Regions from separate parts of the Mus musculus genome. Here region 2 is linked to region 1. A link is a loop called in an ENCODE intact Hi-C map of the cell type or tissue named here. Cell type or tissue: gastrocnemius. All regions are shown on one strand. Each heading gives the region's core, and the rest is flanking DNA. Links, peaks and the distances in the headings are about the cores only. Region 1 overlaps Catsperd (cation channel sperm associated auxiliary subunit delta). Region 2 holds the start of Micos13 (mitochondrial contact site and cristae organizing system subunit 13).

Region 1 (8,325 bases), core at 261-8,260:
TCCCAGCACTCAGGCAGACGCAAGAGGATCTCCGTTTGAGAGCAGCCTGGTCCAGGGCTACACAGACTATGTCTTGAAAACAAACAAACAATAAGTAATAAGAAAAGATGTATTTGTGTATGAGTGCTATGTGTGTGCAGTGCCTACAAAAGGCTAAAAAAGGAAAGGCTATCCTGGAACTGGACTGTGGGTGACCGGTCTAAGCCAACTATGTGGGTGCTAAGAACTCAGGCCAGGCGTGGTGGCGTACGCCTTTAATCCCAGCACTCGGGAGGCAGAGGCAGGCGGATTTCTGAGTTCGAGGGCAGTCTGGTCTACAGAGTGAGTTCCAGGACAGCCAGGGCTATACAGAGAAACCCTGTCTGGAAAAAAGAAAGAAAGAGAGAGAGAGAGAGAGAGAGAGAGAGAGAGAGAGAGAGAGAGAGAGAGAGAGAAGAAGAAGAAGAAGAAGAAGTAAGGAAGAAAGAAAGGAAGGGAGAATGGAAAACCAAACCTATATTCACCTTTGCATACTGACAAGACACCTGAAAGCAGCTACTACGTATTTTAAATCTGGGTATACTCCTATAGATCTGTGAGATAGGGAGACACTGTCACAGTGTAGTCCAGTCTGGTCTTGAACTCAAAATTCTCCTGCCTCATCTTCCCAAGTGCTGGGGCCACAGATATAGAACTCACTCTTGCCGGGCGTGGTGGCACATGCCTTTAATCCCAGCACTTGGGAGGCAGAGGCAGGCAGATCTCTGAGTTCGAGGCCAGCCTGGTCTACAGAGTGAGTTCCAGGACAGCCAGGGCTACACAGAGAAACCCTGTCTCGAAAAAAAAAAAAAAAAAAAAAGAGCTCACTCACACTTTCTTTCTCCCCCCCCACCCCCAGTTTTGAGTATTTTATGTAGCCCAGACTGCCCTCGAAATGGCTTTGTAGATGAGGGTGCCCATGTACTTCTGATCCTCCTGCCGGCACAGCCAGAAAGTTAGGCTAACATATGTCACCATCATACCCAGGTTCAATGGTTTTGGTTTTGGTTTTTGGTTTTTAGTTTTGAAAGAGAGTGTCATTACATAGCTCAGGCTGGTCTGGAGTTTTCAGTAATCCCCCTGCCTCAGCTTCCAACTCCTGGGAACATGAATGTGTGCATACAACGCAACCTTCTGTCTCCCTGGTGTATGTGGTGAGTGTGGATGTATGTGCACAGCAAGTGTACATGAAGAAGTAGGGGGGTTGGGGATCCTGCTCTATGTGTCTGCTTTATTCACTTCAGACAGCCTCCCTCACTCAACCTGGAGCTACACTGGGCTAGGGTCACAGGCCCTCCTAGCCATCCTGGCTTCTCACGTGGGTGCTGGGATTTGAACTCCTGTCCAAATGCTTTACCAGTCAAGCCATTGCTCCAGGTCTTCTCAGTCCCCTTTTCCCCTGTGGACCTCCCTGTCTGACCCTGTGACCTTCCATCACTATGATGTTTTCCTGAGTGCTGTATGAGCCTTGCACAGTGACTCAGTGTCTCTATGTTATCACAGAACTTAATACCAGCACCCAGGAGGGAGGGGCAGGTGCATCTCTGTGAGATGGAGTCCAACCTGATCTACAGAGTAAGACCCTATTTCAAACAAACAAAAGAAACCAATAAACTCCTAAACTTGTTAAACTAGTGGACCTCAAACTTCGTAATAGTGCAACCTTTTAGTACAGCTCCTCATGGTGTGGTGATCCCCAGCCATAAAAGCATTTCCTTGCTACCTCATAACTGTAAGTTTTCCACGATTCTGAATCATAAGGTAAATAGTTGATGTGTGACCCTCAAATGGGGGAACCATGTGAGAACCACTGCCCCAAGCCATAACAGAAAGATCTTTGTAAACTGAACAAGGAAACAGGTTATTATACAGCTCAAGGGTTCTGCACACTGGTTGCTCTTGCAGAGATCCCGAGTTCTCTCCCCAGCACCCACATCAGGCAATGCACAAGATCCTGTAAGCCCAGCTCCCAGGGTTGTGATGGCCTCTCGTGGCCTCCCTAAGAACTGTGTTTACATGCACAAACCCGCGTACAGACACACAGACATCCACATGGAATAAAATAATAAAATTTTTATTTTAAAATTATTTTCTGGGCTGGTGAGATGGCTCAGTGGGTAAGAGCACCCGACTACTCTTCCGAAGGTCCAGAGTTCAAATCCCAGCAACCACATGGTGGCTCATAACCATCCCTAACGAGATCTGACTCCCTCTTCTGGAGTGTCTGAAGACAGCTACAGTGTACTTACATATAATCAATAAAATAAATCTTTAAAAAAAATTATTTTCTAAAATTTAAATTTTAAAAATTAAAAGAAAAAAGAATGTACTTTAAATACTACTAGCTTCCTACTCTGGTCACTGGGGTACAAGTGGTCAGGCGTGGTACCTTCTCCCTCCAGGGAGATCCCCAGCCATACAGTACCCAGGAGTAAATTAGAATTGAAAATTAACAACGGTGCTGCCATCCCTGTGGCTCTGTGTCAGTAAATCTCTGTACAGTCTGAAGCTATGTCACACGTCATGTTCTGCGACGCCTTGTGACCAACTGCATAGAATCCAGCAGTGGCTTTTTGAGGGACATCCGGAGACTCAGGAGCTCTGGACCCAGAAGGCTAGGTTTACACTATGAGTTGATTCTGCTGTGGGGGGCTGGTGGCCTTCTATCCCTCAGCCTTCAGTTCCACTCAGCCAGAATTCCAGGAAATAATCCTTGGTGACTGAGAACTGTGTGTATCGGGGATTGAAATCTGGGCTGTAGCAGAGTCGGCCGTACAGTCACACAGAGTGCACAAGGCCAGGCTTCCATCTGCAGCACCGCATAAAACACACGCTTGTCATCCCAGCACCGGCATGCAAGGTAGGAGGAGTAGGGGTTCAAGGTCAACCTCAACTACACAGTGAGTTTAAGGTCAGAATGAGTTCCATGACTTCAAATATAAAATAAGAAAATAAGAAAGGGCCGACCAGTGGTGGCACACACCTTTAATCCCAGCACATGGGAAGCAGAGGGAGGCAGATTTCTGAGTTCAAGGCCAGCCTGGTCTACAGAGTGAGTTCCAGGGATACACAGAGAAACCCTGTTTTGAAAAACAGAGAGAGAGAGAGAGAGAGAGAGAAGAAGAAGAAGCAGAAGCAGGAGAAGGAGAAGGAGAAGGAGAAGGAGAAGGAGAAGGAGAAGAAGAAGAAGAAGAAGAAGAAGAAGAAGAAGAAGAAGAAGAAGAAGAAGAAGAAGAAAGAGAAGTTCTTTGGCCCACTTCTCATCCAGAAATAGGGGTCCATTTCATCTCGACTAGGACATGTGTTAATCAAAACCAACGTAGCTTGTCTTCAGTGGAAGTATATAGCAGTTCCTACAGGGGACAGGAACACAGCTTCCCTTCCTTTGAGAGTAGGTTTGTCGTATTATTATTATTAATTATTTTGAGCCAGGGACTCATGCAGCCCAGGCTGGCCTCGCATCACTCCCTATGCAGTCGAAGATAACCTTACCCTTTGACCTGCTGTCCCAGTTCCCGAGCTGGGTTGTGAGGTGCATGTATGCCTTTACTGCCATGCGCTGGTTGGTTGTATTTCTGACACAGGATTTCACTCTAGCCCAGGCTAGCACAAATTTGTGGGAGATCCTCCTACCTCTCTTTGTCTTGTACTGGATATGTGGACAGAACCTGTGGCGCCTCGAGACCCCCAAATCCAAACTTGAAAGAGGTTTTGCACAGTGGCCACTGGGGGGCAGCAGAGGACTGCGATGTCAGAGCCAGCGGGTGCTTGTGCGTGAATGCCCGCCCATGAGTGTGCGTGCGCGTCAATGAGGATCCAAAGGTCCATCAGGTGTCTTCCTCACTTTACCCAACGGTACCCCTGCGCCCTGTCCTGCAATCCCGGCGCCGTCGTGTGCCGCCATGCACCCCGGCCCAGCAGCGCTGCTGTTCAGCTGTTGAGGGGAACAAACTGCAGACTTGGGATCACCCTTTCCGCACTGAGCCGGCTTCCCAGTTCTTGAAGTCACAGACCCTGCACCCGGCTTCTTTGTGGATTCTGGGGAGCTGAACTCATGTCCTCAAGCTTGCATGCAGAGGCCCTGCCCAGGACTTGTAGGTCGTCTGGGCGACATCTCCTAGTGCTCTGGTCGCCAGCACCAAGAGCTGTGCGGTGTTTAAAGGGCTCCCTCATTCCGCGGAGAGCTTCCTGGACCCGAGAGTCCCACAGGACAAGGGTGCACTGTTCAAGGGAGGAGGAGGGGGAGAGGGAGGGAAGCAGGAGGAGAAGGAGGCTGCAGCGGCGGTAGCAGCAACAACAAGGGTCAGTTCAGTCTTGGGACTGGGAATCCAAGGAGGAATGAAGGACGCATCCTCCACCCAATCCAGTGTCACCAGCATATATGCATTGAACCAGCCACTCTGTTCCCCACTCTGGCTACAGGGGAACTCAGCCATAGTAAGGAGATGGAGCCTGTGATCTGAGATTCCTGGAAAGGGAGAAAATCCACCCCTGTGGGAAGAATCTCTAAGACTGATGGTTAGAACATCTGACATTAGAGGGTTGGAATGTTGCAGATCCAGAGCCAAATTATCACGGACTGTTTAGCCCCTTAACAGCTGGTGTGGTTAGCCCACTCTCCCTGCCACCCATGCCACCCTGTAGACTCGTGTGTGAATGCCTGGTCCATAGGAAGTGATACTATTAGGAGGATCCGCCTGCCTCTGCCTCCCAAGTGCTGGGATTAAAGGCGTGTGCCGCCAATGCCCGGTGGCTTTGAAGTTTTATCAGCTCAAGTTTGGCCAGTGTATCCCAGTCTCTCCCTGCTGCCTGTGGGTCAGGATGTAGAACTTTCAGCTTTGTCTCTAGCACCACGTCTGCCTGCATTCCACCATGCTTCTCACAATGTACTCAACCTCTGAAACACTAATTACATGCTGCCCTGTGGTCATGATGTCTCTTCACACCACAGAACACTGACTAAGACAACAGCCATTCATTAGTCACTTCCGTGTCATTGCTGTCCTTGTATCAGCTGGGTGAGTCTTTTTGAACTGCATAAAGAGACCACTAGCTTCTCTACCTGTCCCAAGGCTAAGGATGAAGTCAGGCATCATCGTCTGAGACCCACAGCAGAAGTTTTCAGCTTTGGGGTTACTGGCAACCTAGTGTGCATGCCAATCGATGTCCTTGTGAAGTGCTGAACAGTGACTTCCCGTGTCCTCTTTCTATTAGTACTTTTCCACGGCTGTCCCTTGTGGTATTTGGGGAACCGTGTTCTTGGCATCCTAGGCATATTCAGCTTCAGAATAAACTCTCTTATCCCCTATGAGGTGACAACTGTGTTTCTTTACATTGTCAAGCCCCATCCATGCTCCAAGAATCTGGCTGGAGCCTCGAGAATTTCAACACAATTGATGTTGGCTGCAATGGACACCAGCATAGACAGAATAATAATTATTACTGCTTGAGATAGGGGGGGCTCATGTGATCCAGGCTGTCCTCAAACTCACTGCATGGCTGAGGAGGACTCTGAACTGACCCTCTGCCTCCTGCCTCTGCCTCTTCTGCCTCCTCTGCCTCCTCTGCCTCCTCTGCCTCTGCCTTCTGCTAGGATGACATGTTATCATCATGTCAACACACTCAGCCTGGGTGGTTGGGCTTTCAACCCCGGGGCTTGGTGCATGCTAGACACTCTACTCACTGGGTCCAGGATCAGCTCAAAGACAGCTGTGGGTTTGCAGACAGAGATCTGGCGCAAATGTTGACTTAGCACTGAGCAGAGCCCAAATGCATGCAGCCTTTCTCCTGCCCAGCCTGAAACCTGCAGCTTCTCTGGATCTTACTGGAAGCCCAGTTCATAATAGAAAGACTCTTCCCATGGTGTCAGAGTGAGCATGCCCCTCGGGCCCATAAATCAATGCTTGGTCCACAGTTACTGGACTGCTGGGGAAGGATGAGGGGGTGTGGTCTTGCTGGAGGAGGTTCAAGGGCTCACAGCAGGCCCTGTGTAACTCTCCAGCTGCTTACTGCTCCTGTGCCTGTCTGCTCCAGCCATGATGATTATGGACTAACACTCCTAACTGGTAAGCCAGCTCGCAGTTAAGAGTCGCCACGGTCATGGTGTCTCTTTGAAAGGATGACATTGGTCTCCATTTTAGGACCACGCCTGATTTCAAAAAGAAAGCCACCAGTCCCAGGAACTAGGCCATAGGTCACCAGCTCCAGGAACAGACCATAAATTCCAGGAACAAGGCCAGAAAACTCCCTCCCAAAGAAGAGCCTAGAGATAGCCACAAGAAGAGAAAAATCTCTTAACTTGGGTCCTCTGTGCTGGGCAGCCCTATCTCATCCTGTGGTTAAGGATGTAGACCACAGGGCTGGAGAGATGGCTCAGCGGGTAAGAGCACTGACTGCTCTTCCAGAGGTCCTGAGTTCAAATCCCAGCAACCACACGGTGGCTCACAACCATCTGTAATGGGATCTGATGCCCTCTTCTGGTGTGTCTGAAGACAGCTACAGTATACTCATATACATAAAATAAATATATCTTAGAAGTTACAGAGACAAAGTTCAGAACAGAGACTGAAGGAATGACCGTCCAGAGACTGCCCTACCCAGAGATCCATCCCATAAACCACCACCAAACCCAGACATTATTGCAGATGCCAACAAGAGCTTGTTGACAGGAGCCTGATATAGCTGTCTCCTGAGAGGCTCTGCCAGTGCCTGACTAATACAGAAATGGATGCTCACAGCCATCTAGTAGACAGAGCACAGGGTCCCCAATGAAAGAGGTAGAGAAAGTACCCAAGGAGCTGAAGGGGTTTGCAGCCCTCTAGGAAGAACAACAATATGAACTAACCAGTACCCCCAGAGCTCCCTGGGACTAAACCACCAATCAAAGAAAACACATGGAGAGACTTATGGCTCTAGCTGCATATGTAACTGAGAATGGCCTAGTTGGTCATCAATGGGAGGAGAGGCCCTTGGTCTTGCAAAGATATATGCCCTAGTATAGGGGACTGTCAGGGCCAGGAAGCAGGAGTGGGTGGTTTGGGGAGCAAGGGGAGGGGGGATGGGATAGGGGATTTTTGGAGGGGAAACTAGGAAAGGGGATAACATTTGAAATGTAAATTTAAAAAAAGGAAAAAAAAATAAACAAATCTTTAAAAAAAATGCAGACCACTGGCCACCTGGCACAAGCCAATAAGCAGCCGACCCCCGTGACCCACCAATGAAATTTTAGATTACCTAACATGTTCTCTAAAAATAAAACTAACGTAGTTGCCAATCAAAGCTGTATTAATGCTACTGCTTTGCCCCTACCACATTAGAGATTACCTAGTTCTTCTAGAGAGTTCCCTTAGTTCCCTATAAGAGGGCCTGCACACCTTCGCCCGAGGTCGCCATTTTGCAGAAGAGTTGCTGCTGGTTGTCTCTGCAGAATAAATGTTCTTTGTCTTTGTATACTCTCTGGGTCTGGGGTCGTCCTTCAGTGATTCCAGACCCTTACATCCTCACAGTGACGGAACAGTGACTGAGACCCCTCTCAAGCGCCACACGTGAGCCTTGTGGCCGCTGGCTTATTTTTTGCCTGATCTCATCCCAGGCACCTGCACAGACACCCTGCAATCTCATAAACCCAAAAAGGATGTGGGAAGGTACACACCTTTGACCCCAGCACTTGGGAGGCAGAGGCAGGAGGATCTCCGTGAGTTCAAGGCCAGCCTGGTCTACAGAGTGAGGTCTAGGATGGCCGGGGCTACACAGAGAAACCCTACCTCAGGAGAAGACATCAAAATCCAAGTAAATAAATACCAGTGAGCTCATGTGACTTACTGTTCTCAGGGACACCCTATGAATCCCTAGCCACTTTTCCTGTTGTCAGACACAGTGTAGGCCAAGAGGCTTCTCTTGGACTCTTCACCTAGGGTGCTTCATCACCATGGGCTGTGTGGGGGGTGATCTTGGGAAGTTTCAGTCAGGTGGCCCAAGTCCCCAGCCGTGATATCAGCACTTCCTGCTGGGTAAGCCATTTACTATTGTCCCATCCTTTCCCAGAGCCTTCACTCCACAGCTCAGCAATAAGGACAGTTGGAATGAGTCACCCAACCCCCTACTCATGCTTCTGACCTAGAGGACCCCGCCCGCCCCTTCTGAGCTCCTCCCCTACAGCACTAGGAAAGCAAGGGAAAGAGAAAAGGGAGCCAGGACAAAGAGGGGCGTGGCCAGAAGTGTTCCCCGATGAGGAGCTGGGGCGTGCCTCAGGAGTAGCTCCCTGCTTGGCACTTAGCAACCTGATCCCTTCACGGTTAACAATTTATT
Region 2 (8,325 bases), core at 164-8,163, 56 kb after region 1:
GATGCCTTCATTATAGGCCTGTGGTTGTTCCAGGTCCCAGTGTGGAAAGAGGCTCTGTAGACAGAGGCCGGCTGCTAAGGTAGTCCTATAGTCTAACACTACAGGAAGTGCCTGGCCTGGTCAGAGCAGGTAGCCTCACAGTGCCTCATTTACCATCCCAGCACTCAGGGTTAGGCAGGCCACACACACCGTGCTCTAGAGCGCTAGCCCACCTGGACTACTTAAGATCCTGCTTGGGAAACAAAAGAGCAGAGCTCCCATGGCTCCCACTCCCCTAGACCCTGCCCAGCACCATGGACCAGAGTCTCACTGCTCCCCTAGCTGCCTGGTCCCTGTCCCATGTACCTGTACTGTCCATTCAGTTCCCTCTGGCCTATTTCAGCCTTGTCTTCTCTGTACCTTTCCTGTCATCTCATGCACCTGTTCCCAAGCTTAGATGACATCCTTGTTCATCCCTTGCTGTCTGCCCTACTGAGCCTGAGTGTGGGTCCATGCCCCTGTGAAGATTCATCCAGGCCAACCCCCACCTCTCAGTGCATAGGGAAGTGAGGTGGGCATAACTGCAGACTGTGTGGCCAAGTGCTGGCTAAAGGAGAGCATTGGGTAACTACCCTGTGTGAGGTCAGAACGGCTTCCAAGTGGGCCATGTGGTGGTATCAGCACACTGACCCATACTGAGTGTTGCCTCCCACAGGCGTACCTACGTGGGGGCCATGCCTGGGAAGATCATCCAGTGTCTGAAGAAGACCAAGACAGAGAACCCGCTAGTGCTCATTGATGAGGTGGGGTAGGCTCTGGGGACAGGAGGGACAGTTCACTGCACAGCTTATCCTGTAGTGTTGGAGCCAGGTATAGTTTGTCCTATGGCGCCTGCCTTTCCCAATTCAGGTGGACAAGATTGGCCGAGGCTACCAAGGGGACCCGTCATCAGCACTGCTGGAGTTGCTGGACCCTGAGCAGAATGCCAACTTCCTGGACCACTACCTGGATGTGCCAGTGGATCTGTCCAAGGTGAGTGTGACTCATGTGGCTAGGTGCTAGTGCTATGGGAGAGGGGACACCCAGCTTCCAGCATCCTGTGCCCCCCTTGTCACCCAGGTGCTATTCATCTGCACGGCCAATGTCATTGACACCATCCCAGAACCACTGAGGGACCGCATGGAGATGATCAATGTGTCTGGCTATGTAGCACAGGAGAAGCTGGCCATCGCAGAGGTATGTGGGGTTCTGTGGGGTGGAGGGGCACCAGATCAGACTTGGCTCTCACAATAGTCTTGAGTGCCTGGCAGGTGATGGGCAAAGATCTCAGGTGAGCACAGCCTAGGGTGACACTTTGGGGCCTATCGTCTTCAGGACAGGGCTGTGATTCTCTACTCTGTGCTTCTGAGAAGGGAGGGCTGGGTTGGTGCAGTGGGTGAGGAGATTAGGACCCTAGGGCACCAGGAACAACATGGTGGGTGAGGACAACAGGCATTGCTGACAGCTGCTCCCCACAGCGGTACCTGGTGCCACAGGCCCGCACCCTGTGTGGCCTAGATGAGAGCAAGGCCCAGCTGTCAGCAGCAGTGCTCACACTGCTCATCAAGCAATACTGCAGGGAGAGTGGTGTGCGCAACCTACAGAAGCAGGTGGAGAAGGTAAGCCCGCCCACGGGCCCACCCACTACACAGGGCATGCCTCTGCCTAGCAAATGCCCACCTACACCCACCCACCCACCCACTTCAGGTGCTGCGCAAGGCTGCATACAAGATCGTAAGTGGGGAGGCCCAGACAGTACAGGTGACACCTGAGAACCTACAAGACTTTGTTGGGAAGCCTGTGTTCACAGTGGAGCGCATGTACGAAGTCACACCTCCTGGCGTGGTCATGGGTTTGGCCTGGACTGCCATGGGTGAGCATAGCACCCACATCTTTCTGCCTGGCCAGCTGGCTGCTACAAATGTAAATAAAGACGGGGCCTGGATAGATAATGCAGGCTACCAGTGCTATGGAGTCTTCAAGTGCAGAATTGGAGTGTAAGGAACAAATTTAGCCTTTTCCACCTTCCAGGGGGCTCTACATTGTTTGTGGAGACATCTTTGAGGCGGCCCCAGCCTAGTGGCAGCAAGGAGGACAAGGATGGCAGCCTAGAGGTGACAGGTCAGCTGGGAGATGTGATGAAAGAGAGTGCCCGCATAGCCTACACCTATGCTCGTGCCTTCCTGATGGAGCAGGACCCTGAAAATGACTTCCTAGTCACCTCACACATCCACCTGCATGTGCCTGAGGTAGGCCCATCATTCACCCCCCCCCCCCATAGCACCCATCAGCGCAGCAACTCACCACTGCCTCTCCCCACAGGGTGCTACCCCCAAGGATGGTCCCAGCGCAGGCTGTACTATTGTCACTGCACTGCTGTCCCTGGCTCTGGGCCAGCCAGTGTTGCAGAACCTGGCTATGACTGGGGAGGTCTCCCTCACTGGCAAGGTGTTGCCTGTGGGTGGCATCAAGGAGAAGACCATTGCGGTGAGTGTCTGCCGCCTGTACCCCTGACCACCTCAGGGTGGAAGAGCACCCAGCTGACACATCTTTCCACAGGCTAAGCGTGCAGGTGTGACCTGCATCATTCTGCCTGCTGAGAACAGAAAGGACTACTCGGATTTAGCTCCTTTTATCACAGAGGGCCTTGAAGTTCACTTCGTGGAACACTATCGGGACATATTCCCCATTGCCTTCCCCCGGCGAGAGCACAGGGAGGCACTGGCCGTGGAGAGATGACACAGGGGCCTGGGACTAAATAAATCATGGTGTGGCGGAGCCACGAGCACAGCTGTAGAATCATGAATAAAGAAAACCTTTCCAAAAGCCCTAAGCCTGAGTCTCAGTGTCGCCGTGAGCTCACACATACACAAAACTGTAGGAACCATCTTTTATTGGGGGAGGGTTCATCAATCCTTCTTGGCCGCCGCCTTCCTCATGGCTGCCAGCACGTTGCTCAGCTCCTCCCGCTTTCTCTTGGCGCGGATGTGCGTGCCCACCTGCGAGGAGTAGTCGCATGTCACCCAGGGCCACTGCAGCCAGCCACACCCCCACCCGTGCTCGGTGCAGCACGCTGCCTACCCTCTTCTTGATGAACTTGAGTGCGCGCTTGTCCTTGGACACTTTGAGCAACTCCATGGCTCGCCGCTCGTAGGGTGCGAAGCCGCACACCTCCCGGATCATGTCCCGCACGAACTTGGTGTGTTTGGTGAGGCGCTGCGAGCACAGCCCCGAGGTCACGAACCCCAAAATGGGCCTTACAGGGGGCCGAACGCAACAGCCCACCGACCGACTCCCAGTCTCAGACGCCCAATCAACGACCGGGCCCACGAACCACTCAGACCTTCCCATTCCAACGACACAGAATCTACGCAGGTGTCGATATTCACTTCTTCACCCCCGTCCCCATCTCTGACGAGGCGGTCGCGTCCCCAGCACTCACCCCGCGTCGCCGGCTGTGTCTCGGCTTACTGACGTTTTTCGTCACCTTGTGGCCCTTGTTGAGGCCCACGGCCATGGGGTAGCGCAGAGCCATGGCTGTGGGCAGCGGGGACAAGACAGCGGCTGAGACACGGTACCTCGGCCCGCGCCCGCCCGCATGCCGGCCCGCAGGGACTCCCCATGGGGCCGGGATGCCCGATGGGGGCAGATGAGCCCCGACGAGGCCCACTTACCTGATGCTCTCCGATGGCGGCCGGGACAGGAAGAACGGCACCGCGCAGAATCCTGGGATATATGCCACTTGCAGGCCTTTCCGGCTAGAGAGACAGGCGCGCTGCGGGCGACCTCTGGTGGCCGGAGGTTCTACGGCACCCGTGAGACCTCGGCTTGGGAATCATCCCTTAGGTTAGGAGTTGGAATGCTGCCTCACACTGTTGTTAGCTGTTGAAGTAATTTAATCTCTGACAATAAAAGTGCTTTTGAGGGGAATGGGCTCTGTAGAGATGTCTCAGAGGTTAAGAGCCCTGTCTGCTCTTCCAGAGGTCCTGATTTCAATTCTCAGTTAACCACATGGTGGCTAATAACCATCTATAATGAGATCTGGTGCCCTCATTTTGCCTGATGGTACACATGCAGGGAGACCGCTGTATACATAATAACTAATTAAATAAACAAATCTTTTTAAAAATGACTTTAAAGAGTGCTTTTAAAATTTTTTGTTTGTGTCGGGCGTGGTGGCGCACACCTTTAATCCAGCACTTGGGAGGCAGAGGCAGGCGAATTTCTGAGTTCGAGGCCAGCCTGGTCTACAGAGTGAGTTCCAGGACAGCCAGGGCTACACAGAGAAACCCTGTCTCGAAAGAGAGAGAGCATGTGCCACTACAAACTTGCAGAGGTCAGAAGTCAGTTTACAGAACTCCGTTTGCCTTCGTCATGGAGGGTTCCGGATCCAACAGATCAATAGATCTGTCACAACAGTCACAACAAATCTGTCCGGATCAATAGACTGATCCTTATGAACTGTTTCGTTGAAGGAGTTTCGCGTCCCCTGGAGGCCTTGGGGTAGAGAGGGCTGCAAATTATCTAGAATCACAGGCTGTGCCCCCTCACTCCTCTCCTTCCTCACTTTTTTTCTGTGAGCTATGGTCTCGTGCAGCCCAGGCTGTCCTGATAATGACAGGCGTGTAACACCCAAGTGCTCCAGCAGCTGAGCTGTACTTGAGCCTCCTCCTCTCCTGCCTCAGCTTCCCACACTCCACGCTCTGTCAGCCTGAGGAATTCCAACAGTAGAGAACATAAGAGAATCCAACTCTCATTACGAAGCAGGGCATGGATGTACCAGGATGCAGTACTCTGGAGGGAGCAGAGGGCAAAACTCGTCAGCAGCACAAGTACTTGGATAAGAGTGGGAGGGGCCAACCCAGATAGGCGGGGCCTGTGGGTAGCATCACCCTGGGATGGAGCTAAGGCCCTCGTGGGGATCCTCAGCCTGCGTGCCAAGAGGGTCCACTCTGGTACCCTAGGGTGGCTGTGCTGATGATCAGGCCTGAGAAGAGTCCAAAGAAGGTAGGAATAGGTCCTAGAACACAGGAGGGAGAGGAAACTTGAGCAGGAGCCGGGGCGAGGCAAAGCTGGGCAGGGGCGGAGCTTAAGACAGAAAGAGGGAATGGAGGAGAGGGGGCGGAGCCAATCTGGGCAGGGGCGGGGTCTTTTACGCAAGAGGGAGGGGAAATGAGCAGGACCTGCTGTCCAAACCAAGGTGGGGGTGGGGTGGGGTGGTAGAACACAGCAGGGGCTGGACTTGAATGCAGGAGGGAGGCTAAACTTGAGTGGGAGCTGAGGGCAGAGACCAAGAAGGGCAAGGGCGGGGCCTAGTATCCAAGAGGCAAGCCTCTGGCCCATGGGGAGTAGGTATTTCTTGATGCCCAGGGCGCCATCCTCCAATGTCCCCCTATATTTGCAGGTACACAGAGTATTTTGCTGTATCTCTATCACTGCAGTTTCTGTTAACAAGCACACACTGAAAGGTATATTCCTGTTGACATTTAGCCAGGGAAGAAACAGCCTCAGGTCTGGAACAAGTTATAAGGAAGTTGGATGAAGAAAGTGCTCTCAAGTTCTCCCATTCTTCCCTCCCACTCACACTCACTTCCTACCCCCATCCCAGCCCTGCACCCACACACAGGGAGGCTCGCCTTCCGTGTGTGAGCCTTAGTGGGACATAATGAAGATGTCCTGCTGCCAACATCCTTCCTTCTTCCTCAGACCACTCACTCTGGTCATTCTGGGAGTGGGGGGAAAACAAAGCCCTGGGCCCCTTAAAGGGTCCTCCAGGAGCCAGTCCAAACTGCCCAGTCTGCTCAGCTTTGTCCCAGGTCCTGGGCCTGTGCACTGGCTGAGTTCTTGCTTGGACGCTCTTCCCTAAAACTTACTTCTTTCAAATCTTAGGTCCAAAGATACACTGTCTAAGCGCTACTGGCAATGCCACATGCTACCTTGCCATGTTCTAGGCTCCTCTCACCCATTCTTAGTCATGAGGGTTGGTTTATTTTAGTTCTGGGTGAAAAGGAGAAAATGTCACCATAGACACTGGACATGTCTGTAAAAGCAGGAATGAGGAGGCCCAGGCAGGAGAATTCAGCTTTGGTCCATATGAGTTCCAGACCAATCACGTACAAAGAATAAGACCCCGTCTAAAAAAGAAAAAAACCCACAAAGCTGGGTGATGGTGGAACACACTTTAATACCAACACTTAAGAGGCAGATGCAGGCAGAGCTGTGAGTTCGAGGCCAGCCTGGGCCACAAAGTGAGTTCCAGGACAGCCAGGACTGTTAGACAAACCTTGCCTCAAAACAAGCAAGCAAACAATAACCAACCAAAGGCAAACCAAACCAAACCCAACACAAAAATAAGTAATAAAGAAATAAAGTTGTGTGTGGGGGGGGTCTTGTGTATGGTTGAATCGGAATGACCCCTACAGTTTCATGTATTTGAATGCTTGGTCCCCATTTGGTAGAACTGTTTGGCAAGGATTAGGAGATAAGTTTTCTTGGGGCAGGGGTGACAGTGGTGTGGACTTTAAGGTTTCAAAAGCCCACACAATACCCTGTAGTCTCTTTCAGCTTATGAGCCACAATGTAAGCTCTCAGCTGCTGCTCCAGCGCCATCCCGGTTTGCCTGCTGTCATGCTCCGCGTTACGATGGTCATGGTCCTCTGAAACTGGAAGCAGAAAACTTTTCCTTCTATTGAGTTGCCTTGGCCATGGTGCTTTGTCAGGACAACTGAGAAGTAATTAGGACAATAGGTCTCCATAGACAATTACAAGGCATCCATGCATCCATGGTGCACATCTGCTCAAGCTCACCTTGCAACCGAACAGGGATCTACATGATGTCCACTTGGCCGCTAACCCCTCCTGCGGCACTTCGCACCCCAGTGTGGCTCCTTGTACTCCGGACCACCCACCGCCAACCCGTTCTCACATGACCCCAAGACTTCTACCCGGCAGGGATCCTCCAGCGCCTTGGCCTTGGCAAGTCAACAACCTTGGCAAGCGTCCATCTCACAGGCCATCTGTAGCCTCTCCAAGCTTCCTAGGTTAGAGCCACACCCCTAACCGCTCACGTGAACCAAAGGCCTGCTTCTCTGGAACAATCCAGCCCTCGCGTTGCCGTGGTAACCATCACTTAGGCTTGCTTCACCTGGGGGACACTCAATTCTCCGCGCGGGCGCGGGGAATCCGACCAGTGTCTTCCGAGGGCTCGTCTCTGTCGTGCCTCCAGACTACATTTCCCAGGAGCCTTCGCGGCCTAGCCCTTCTTTGGTCTTCCGCCTAACTAATACATTTCCCAGAAAGAATTGCGGCAGCCACGGACCTCGACCTACAAGAGTCTAACTCCATTGCGGCTGACAGCGACCACTACATTTCCCAGGAGTCTCAGCAGCGACACCAACCGGAAGCGGCGGGCGAATTACTTGTCCTTGCGCGGCGAGTGAAGCGAGAGACTAACCATGGTGGCTCGAGTGTGGTCGCTAATGAGGTGCGTGGACAATCGTGGAGGCCCTGAGAAAGTTCGGGGCTGTAGGCATCTCTGCCTCGTGGCTTAGGGTCCTGCGACGGCTCACTTCCGGTTGTTACGGACCTTTCTCACGGTCTGTGTAGGGAAACTGGCTTCAGCCAGCCCTTATCACCCTACTGCTTCAATTTACTCTTAGGTGCAATTCAGATGCGTAGGCAATCCTGCCCATCTCCCTCCGTAGCTGACTTGAGTAACTTGCGGGGAAGCTCCGCCAGACACCCTGGAAGGTTTTGTACCAGGGATCTTGAGTGTCCATTATCCTTTGCAGGGTTTCGAATGACCCACCCTGTCTCTCTTTAAGACTCCGTTTACTGCTAAAAGTCGTGTCACAAAGGCAAATGAAATGATCAACTGGCCGGGAGTGGTGGCACACGCCTTTAATCCCAGCACTTAGGAGGCAGAGGCAGTCGGATTTCTGAGTTCGAGGCCAGCCAGGTCTACAGAGTGAGTTCCAGGACAGCCAGGGCTACACAGAAACCCTGTCTCGAAAAACAAAACAACAACAACAAAAAATGATCAACTGTCTGATCTCTGAGATCCTGCCCCCCACAGCGTCTCCCTTCATGTATTCCTGAAGGTTCCTCATTAAGGGAAGTGTGGCTGGAGGAGCAGTCTACCTTGTTTATGACCAGGAGCTGCTGGGGCCTAGTGACAAGAGTGAGGCTGCCCTGCGGAAGGCCGAGGAGGTTGTGCCACCAGCAATGTACCAGTTCAGCCAATATGTGTGCCAGCAGACAGGTCTGGAGATGCCACAGGTACCTTGGCTGGGAGTGGGTGGCCTACAG

The links. A loop is a pair of places that touch in the nucleus more often than their neighbours do. Peaks named below come from ENCODE experiments on the same cell type or tissue, not always from the same donor. Only the 100,000 strongest peaks of a DNase experiment are listed, where the experiment ranks them.
Region 2: it touches region 1 in a loop (2.7-fold over the local background); 26 of 42 quality-filtered maps call a loop at or near these places.

Annotation. Positions count from the first base shown.
Region 1 is chr17:56,664,437-56,672,761 of GRCm38, reverse strand. It overlaps Catsperd (cation channel sperm associated auxiliary subunit delta), which reads right to left. Exons shown (of 22, transcript NM_175350.3): 22 at 8,306-8,325. Among named protein-coding and RNA genes, the nearest start is that of Gm33461, 4.5 kb to the right of the region's middle. In gastrocnemius, for the core only: CTCF peaks have their summits at 3,548 and 3,751 (motif pointing right); a DNase peak (open chromatin) is centred at 3,766; H3K4me3 peaks cover 992 bases; H3K27ac peaks cover 807 bases.
Region 2 is chr17:56,608,816-56,617,140 of GRCm38, reverse strand. It overlaps Micos13 (mitochondrial contact site and cristae organizing system subunit 13), which reads left to right and starts at 7,370. Exons shown (of 4, transcript NM_153152.4): 1 at 7,370-7,501; 2 at 8,118-8,295. The coding sequence starts at 7,473. It overlaps Rpl36 (ribosomal protein L36), which reads right to left and starts at 3,746. Exons shown (of 4, transcript NM_018730.3): 1 at 3,693-3,746; 2 at 3,461-3,555; 3 at 3,100-3,234; 4 at 2,895-3,017. The coding sequence starts at 3,553. The coding sequence ends at 2,928. Lonp1 (lon peptidase 1, mitochondrial) reads left to right here. Exons shown (of 18, transcript NM_028782.2): 11 at 695-782; 12 at 889-1,011; 13 at 1,099-1,215; 14 at 1,497-1,637; 15 at 1,726-1,891; 16 at 2,050-2,267; 17 at 2,341-2,505; 18 at 2,578-2,844. The coding sequence ends at 2,757. In gastrocnemius, for the core only: CTCF peaks have their summits at 3,817 (motif pointing left) and 7,411; DNase peaks (open chromatin) are centred at 3,066, 3,776, 5,145, 7,207 and 1 more place; H3K4me3 peaks cover 4,037 bases; H3K27ac peaks cover 3,716 bases.